Linked DNA regions of Homo sapiens: region 1 is linked to region 2. A link is an interaction called in ENCODE POLR2A ChIA-PET data of the cell type or tissue named here. Cell type or tissue: A673. All regions are shown on one strand. Region 1 has its middle 80 kb from the start of MYCBP2. Region 2 overlaps MYCBP2 (MYC binding protein 2).

Region 1 (4,000 bases), 120 kb after region 2:
ACTCACAGCATTTCTTAGTAGAGAACCCTTGACTTAGGTAAATGAGGTTGTTCTAACGGCTCCAAGAAAGGAATTCTGTGTGAGTTGGTTCTACATTTACACTATAACAATAATTTAGAATGACACTGTGGGCCACACATCACTAAAAGTATACAAGAAAATTTCAAATGAAAGTAATTAAATAATGTGTTCATCACATAAGAAGCTGTAACTCAATTTCAGGAAAAGTCACTATCAGTATCATCATTAAAAATAGTGCCTGGATCTACGTAAGTGCACCGATGAATTTTTTTCAGGTGATTTAAACTCAGACTGTATGAAAAAAAAATCAAGCTTTTTGTAGGTGGTTATTTCATCCTGACAGAATATCTTCTCTCTCAAGAAAGAGTAAAAGGCCATAAGAAAATCAGTAAAGACTAAGTTAAGTATAGCTGCAGTGAGTTGTTCAAGATAAAATAATAGACTGACAACTTTATTTGATAATACTAAAATAGGTGGGAAAATGAGAATTATTCACATAATTTGGTTCGTTGTGCTACTATCACCTACCTTATCAAGCAGAAAATAAATTGCTCTCTGTCCACAATTAATAAAAATGCTACAGCTGCATGGTAGGAGTCTGGACATAGATTAGCAAGGTTATGTTTAATTTGTGGGCATATGGATATCATCATTTCAGTGGATATCTTTCACATCCATTTATATCCATCATTTCTGTGGATGTATTTTTAATGATAGATATCATCTGTCATCTAAAAGACTGTATAATGCAATAGAAAATTTGGTATATATGATTATTATTAATTATATTAATTAAAATTAATTAAAATTTATTTAAATGTGTCAGACATAATGCTAAATAGATTCAATGCATTTTGTTATTATAATTTGAGTTCATATAATCATTGTTTTATATATATTATATATATTTTTATATATATATATATATATATATGAAGTTTATTGAGTGTCCATATCAGAGATATTTTGACCTCGTATTGATATGGACTCTTTGAGAATTTGTTTAAAGCTATAGACCTGCTTAAGGAAAGATGCAAATATGTACATGAACATAAATGTTTGCATATAATATTAGGGGAACCATGAAATCCCTGATGCCCATCCCTGAATTTCGACCTTACGAATCCTTATTCTGCATGTCTTAGAACAGTGCTTATAGAATGTAATTGCAATCACATTTTTGTTTCCAAACCCTACTTATTTTAATTAATATTTGGCAGCTTAGAAGTTAAAGGATAGAATTTTGATAAATATGTTAATAATATTGTATGAAGAATGTATTCTTATCCTGAGGAAACAACTGGAAGATACAATATATGCCAAGAGTGTCAAATGAAGAAGTTTATAGTAAGGTAGAACTGGAAACGATTTAAATGTCAGGAGTGTAGGATAAACAGATCATGCTATAACAAATGTCATGAAGCCATTTGAATTGGAGATGCACATTAATATTTAATGTCTATAGCATATCACTGTGTCAAAAAGCAGGCTTCTAAGCAGCATATGTACTATGTTTTGAAGTATATATATATATACACACTTTATATATATATTTATATATATATATGAAGTATTTAAAATATATATATATATATTTTTTTCCATAGGTATGTGGAAAAAGTCTAGGACAGTCCTTAGTTTTGTTCTTAAAATATTCAAGCTTGCTTGAGTAAAGAGATCTCATTGATGGGCTACGTAAGAAATTGTAAGAGAAATCTCCTGGGAATCCAGGAGTTGAAGCCATTATACAGCTGATGTCATGAAGTCTGGAGCTAGAGGAAGTTCTGGCTTTAAGGAGGCTCCAGGGGATCAGAATTTGGAGGCTTCCCTCTAATACTGCCGTTTAATGTGGCTCAGTCACACAGTGACTGTGACTCCCAGCTTCTTTCTGTTCCATTTTCAACTGGCGTGTGCATAATGCCTGCTTCTTGTAAATTTAACTTGCCTGTAGAACAGTATGGTTTCTTTAATTCATAACCTTTTGGTTTCAGAACTTATTGCTGTTTTTTAGTTTAAATTCTGAAGACAGAAATTATTACTTGGAATCTTATTGATCTGAGTTAGTTGCTGGACAATCAGTTGATTAGTTTTCTACGGAGATGCCTACCTACAGCTGGAGTAATGGGAGAAGGTGTAAGTTTCACATCGTAGAAGCTATGTATGGGTAGGGTAATTTCATTTAGAAAAGACCTAGGTAGGTCGGCAGTATAAAGAAGGCCTAATGAGAAGGATTATGTACCAGAAAATTAATAGTGGCTATCTCCAGATAGTAGAATCATACAGCAAGTCCTCACTTAACAATGTGGGTAGGTTCTTGGAAACCATGACTTAAATACAACAAGATATAACAAAACCACTTTTACCATAGACTGATATAAACAAAAATTAAGTCCCTATGGCATATCACTGGTCATGAAACATCACCAAACTTCTAAATAAACACCCAAAACACTTCTACTAGGTACTGAAATAAATGTCAGCTATATATATATTGAAGAAAAATTAATAAAAACACAGTAATGATTTACCCAATTTTTGGTGAATGAGTGAGTGATGACAATTGTTGTGGTGGTGGCTTAAATTAAGGAATAAATGCTTAATTGTAATTGTAAGTGAAATTTGTAAGGAGCAAAAATTGTAAGGAGCACCTCTTCCTACCATGAAGTTCAAAAACAATCACAAATATGGTGGTTTGATGAATGCTTTCCTACTGCCTCATTCATTGTCCTGCATTTGTATGGTTATCATAAACTTGACTGATTTTTATCTTACAACAATTTGTATCCATTCATTCATTTCCCAACCTGCTTATTCCAGTTCAGAATTGCTGGTGACTGGAGCCTATGTTGGCAGCTCAGGGTGCAGGGCACGAACCTGTGCTGGACAGGATACCATCCCATTACAGGGCGCACTGACACATAAACACACACACACACACTCACTCATATGAGGACAATTAAGACACACCTAATGTGCACATCTTTGGGATGTGGGAGGAAATCAGAGGACCTGGAGGAAACCCACACAGGCATGGGGGAGAGCATGCAAACTCCACACAAACAGTGGCCCCCACATCTGATTCCTTTTTTCATGAATATTATAACTAAACAAAATTATTTGGGTAGCTGCTGTAAATGATTTTTTTTTGAAAATATGTATTTTGCGTGTTTCTCTACTTTCAAATTTGCCTATAGTGATTGTGCATGATTTGAGAAACAGAGAAATAATATCACTACAATGTGGTTTGTACTTTTTCCTCTGTAATTTGTAGTTTTGTTCTAATTCTATTTGGTAGAAAAATTTCAAATTCTAGCAATATAGTGTTGCTTTAGAAAAGAAGATATATACTGGCAAAAAAAAAAAAAAAAAGGAAAACAAGCGTTTGTATTTCAACCAATCTGAGCCAGTACTGGGTACCATTTTTAGTTGCTTAGCTTTATTTAGCAAGTGCTGGAGCTGGGGAGATACAGAGATAGATACTCCAAGACAGGGCCTCTGACCTTAAGTTCAGTCCACTAAATATTTACTGAGTATTTTAATATACAACAGATATCCAGAGTGATAATATACAATCACTGCATCCTCAAAGATCTAGGAATACAGTTAATTACAGGAACAGGAAAATAAAATTAATAATGCAAGATAATATATATGAAGGTCAAATGAGTGACCTGAGAGTTCAGAGGAGTGAGAAATCATTTCAAGTTGGAATGAATAAAAAAGACTTCATGGGAGATGTGGAATTTGAATAAGTCTTATTGGATGGGGAATGCTTGAGTAAATGGTATGATAGAGGGCATTATTTTATAGGGGGAATAGCTAACAAAAGGTATATAGATAGGAAGGCACAAGGCACATTTGGGAGACATGCATGAACCTGTTTAGTGGGTTCAAATTGCAGAGTGGTGGTAGATAACACCGGAACGGTGTCTTAGTCCACTTTGCATTGCTACAAAGGAATACCTGAGGCTGAGTAATT
Region 2 (4,000 bases):
AAATATCACCTGAAAGTTTCACTCCCCACCCATAGTATCTGCTTGCCTCTGCATAGAGGCATCTCATCACTTCTTCCTCTCTTTACCTCTCATTCATCAGGTGATTGCACTGATTCTCTAGAAGTTTCATTTGCTTGCATAATTTTTTTAATAAACTGAAGAGTTCCTTGACAAGTAACTCAAATTCATTTGCACCTACACATTTTCTTGTTTGCACCTAAACTGACACTTACAACTATATATATCATTTACCGAGCACTTCTTTCTGCCAGGTACTGTTCTCTCAAGCACTCAACATCCATTAATTCATTTAAATTGTCACTACAACCCTATGAGGTAGATGCAACCCCCAATCTATAGATGACAAAACTGAGGCACGGATGTGTCAAATAACTTCCAGTGTCACATAGCTAGTAATTTTAATGGTGTTTGAACCCCAGCAGTTTGGCTCCATAACCCATGCTAACCCTGTTTGCAGACAGGTCAGTACTTGGTAGAAAATTCAGTATTAATCACTTGGGCTATCTGATCTTCTTTAATTTTCTTTGAAAGATACCCCTTTGACTCTGTTAATTATGCTGCAAAAGGTTATCTTAAGAATGCCTGATATTTCATTTAATACTCACTAATCCTGATGTTTTTAAACACCCTAGGAATCCATTGTTCTTGTTTATGCAATTTAATTTGAACTACAGTTTACTATTCAAAATCTGCATACCTGTGTAAAAAATTTACCCAGGCTTTTGTTTTCTCTCACAATATTGAACTTAAGTAGCACAATTACTATAATACAGTGTGACTCACACATACACAGAATTGGTATTCTAACTAAAAAGTAAATTATACAAGTCCTCCAGCCCTACGTCCTAACTCAACTATGTTTTTTATCTCAATCTCTCCTAGTTAAGCATAAGAAATTACAATTAGAGACCATAATTTCTATGTAGAGCAGCTCCCATATTAAAGATAAACATGTTTGTTTTAGGTTAAAGAAAGAAGCTATTGGCCAGGCACGGTGACTCACACCTGTAATCCCAGCACTTTGGGAGGCCAAGGTGGGTAGATCACCTGAGGTCCAGAGTTTGAGACCAGCTTTACCAACATGGAGAAACCCCATCTCTAATAAAAATACAAAATTAGCCAGGCGCGGTGGCACATGCCTGTAATCCCAGCTACTCAGGAGGCTGAGGCAGGAGAATTGCTTGAACCCAGGAGGCACAGGTTTCAGTAAGCCAAGATCATGCCATTGCACTCCAGCCTGGACAGCAAGAGCAAAACTCCGTGAAAGAAAGGAAAGGAAAGGGAAAGGCAAAGGAAAAGGGAAAAGGAAAGGGAAAAGAAAAAAGGAGAAAGGAAGGGAAAGGAAAGGAAAGGAAAGGAAAGGAAAGGAAAGGAAAGCAAAGGAAAGCAAAGGAAGGAAGGAAGGAGCTATTAGAGTAGGTACAGTTAGGACATTGCAGACAAAGGAAATAAGAAAAAGAAAAGGGTCCCACTCTAAAACAGGAGGCAAAAAGGACATGTGAAGATGGCTGATCAAGAAGCTGAGTAAGTTCACAAAACTTGTATTACTCTATGAAATATGAAGCAAGCCATCTGCCGAGAATAAGGTGAGAAGAACCTGACAATATGATTAAGGATGGTGGTGTACTTAGGAACAGCCACCATAAAATGTGCAAAAGAACTCAGACCAGGTTCCATTTATGCTGCTATTTCCAAGTAGTAAAAAATATTTACACAATCCCTTGTGGATATGTATAAGCTTTCAAGGCATAATTTTAAGGTATCAGTTTAGTAAAAAGGCAATAGTCATAAATCATTTATAATTATAAAATCATTTTGAATAGCTCTGTTTAGAAAAAAGCAATATGCATAAGTCATATAAAGGCACCATTTAAAAATGTCTATATTTTCACCTATTCTTTTGTTGTAAATATTAACTATATCTACTATATAGAAAAAATATATATAACAGGCTGGGTGCAGTGGCTCACGCCTGTAATCCCAGCACGTTGGGAGGCCGAGGCAGGCGGATCACGAGGTCAGGAGATCGAGACCATCCCGGCTAACACGGTGAAACCCCGTCTCTACTAAAAATACAAAAAAAAATTAGCCGGGCGCGGTGGCAGGTGCCTGTAGTCCCAGCTACTTGGGAGGCTGAGGCAGGAGAATGGCCTGAACCTGGGAGGCGGAGCTTGCAGTGAGCCGAGATGGCACCACTGCACTCCAGCCTGGGCAACAGAGCTAGACTCCGTCTCAAAAAAAAAAAAAAAAAAAAAAAAAAAAAAAAAAATATATATATATATATATATATATATATAGACCTTCCAGTCTTAAATATACCAATACTTAAACAGAACAGAGTAAACTGAGAGTAGTTCTATAATACAGGTTTTTTGTTTTGGTAAATGGAGTCTAGCTCTGTTGTCCAGGCTGGAGTGCAGTGGCGCCATCTCGGCTCACTGCAAGCTCCGCCTCCCGGGTTCACGCCATTCTCCTGCCTCAGCCTCCCGAGTAGCTGGGACTACAGGCGCCCGCCACCGTGACGGGCTAAGTTTTTTTTGTGTTTTTAGTACAGACGGGGTTTCACCGTGTTAGCCAGGATGGTCTCGATCTCCTGACCTCGTGATCCGCCCGCCTTGGCCTCCCAAAGAGCTGGGATTACAGGCGTGAGCCATTACGCCCAGCCAGTTTCTTTTTTTTTTTTTGAGACAGTCTCACTCTGTCACCCAGGCCGGAGTGCAATGGCATGATCTCGGCTCACTGCAACCTCCGCCTCCTGGGTTCAAGCAATTTTCCTGCCTCAGCCTCTGAGTAGCTGGGATTATAGGCGACTGCCACAATGCCGGGCTAATTTTTGTATTTTTAGTAGAGACAGGGTTTCACCATGTTGGCCAGGCTGTTCTCAAACTCCTGACCTCAGGTGATCCACCCGCCTTGGCCTCCCAAAGTGCTGGGATTACAGGTGTGAGAGCCACTGCGCCCGGCCTACAATACATGCTTCTATTATAGAAATACCAACTAGTTTATATGCTCCTGGTAAATAAGGGAGTAATATCAGAATAATGCAGAAGTTCAGTTGGTTCATAGGTGATTTTTTTTTTTCCTAATCAAGGGAAACCACAATATCAAGAGTACAATTATAAGCTTAGGCAGAAAGGAAAAGGCTCTCAGCCCTGCTACTACACAGCTGAGAGGCTTTGTAGTTCTATTTCAAGAAAAATAAAAACGCATACCTGCATCCCAGGTGAGGAGCACCTCCCAGCTTTCCAGGGCTCTTGGCTTTCTCTTGTGCCCACCTTACTCTCGGCTCACTGGCTCAGAGCTCTACTTCCATCTGCCATGGCTCAATGCCTCTATACTAGCATTTCCACCCTACTGCTTTTGTACATTTTTTAATTGCCCCTATAACAGACTCCAACCCACTGATCTCCCTTCCTGCGCTTTCCAGTGAATTATCAATTATTGACTTTGTTAGCACCTTAGTTATAAAGTTGCAGAGTTTTCCTTTTCTGCTCCAAATCTATTTTTGCCCATAAGCCGTGTTATTTTTAGTGTGCAATTTTACATAAAGCAAAGTATTTTAGCAATGCGTATATATGCATTATAGCCAGAACACCTGCAGGTTACACATCTAAATATTAATAGAACTCAGTGGCTTACCTTTGGAAGCTTGATAGGGGGCTCTTTGGATTCCTCTTCTTCATCACTATCTGATTCTCCACTCTGCACAGAGTTCTTAGATGCGGCTGCCAATGATATTTCCTTTTTCTGCCATTCCAGAACGCAATGGCGTACATTACAGTAAATATTGAAAGCAGAAGGATTGCTATGTAGTTTGATATCTGGTATGATTACTGTATTCTCTAAGTTTTCAGACTGAAATACAAAACAGAATATTTCCATTTCACACTCTTTTCTATCATCAAGTCCCATTTTACATAAAAGTAAAGATTAGACACACTAACTGACTTGCAGAAGACACATTATGTGACACAGCAGA

What was found. Peaks named below come from ENCODE experiments on the same cell type or tissue, not always from the same donor. Only the 100,000 strongest peaks of a DNase experiment are listed, where the experiment ranks them.
Region 1: POLR2A ChIA-PET joins it to region 2 with 5 read pairs; 2 of 35 experiments call an interaction of 5 or more read pairs at or near these places.

Annotation. Positions count from the first base shown.
Region 1 is chr13:77,405,450-77,409,449 of GRCh38, forward strand. No RefSeq gene overlaps it. Among named protein-coding and RNA genes, the nearest start is that of MYCBP2, 80 kb to the left of the region's middle. In A673, no CTCF peak of the experiment used is centred here; a DNase peak (open chromatin) is centred at 1,782.
Region 2 is chr13:77,284,501-77,288,500 of GRCh38, forward strand. MYCBP2 (MYC binding protein 2) reads right to left here. Exons shown (of 83, transcript NM_015057.5): 3 at 3,661-3,876. All of the region lies in intron 2 of LOC124903184 (a long non-coding RNA gene), which reads left to right. Among named protein-coding and RNA genes, the nearest start is that of MYCBP2, 41 kb to the right of the region's middle. In A673, no CTCF peak of the experiment used is centred here; no DNase peak of the experiment used is centred here.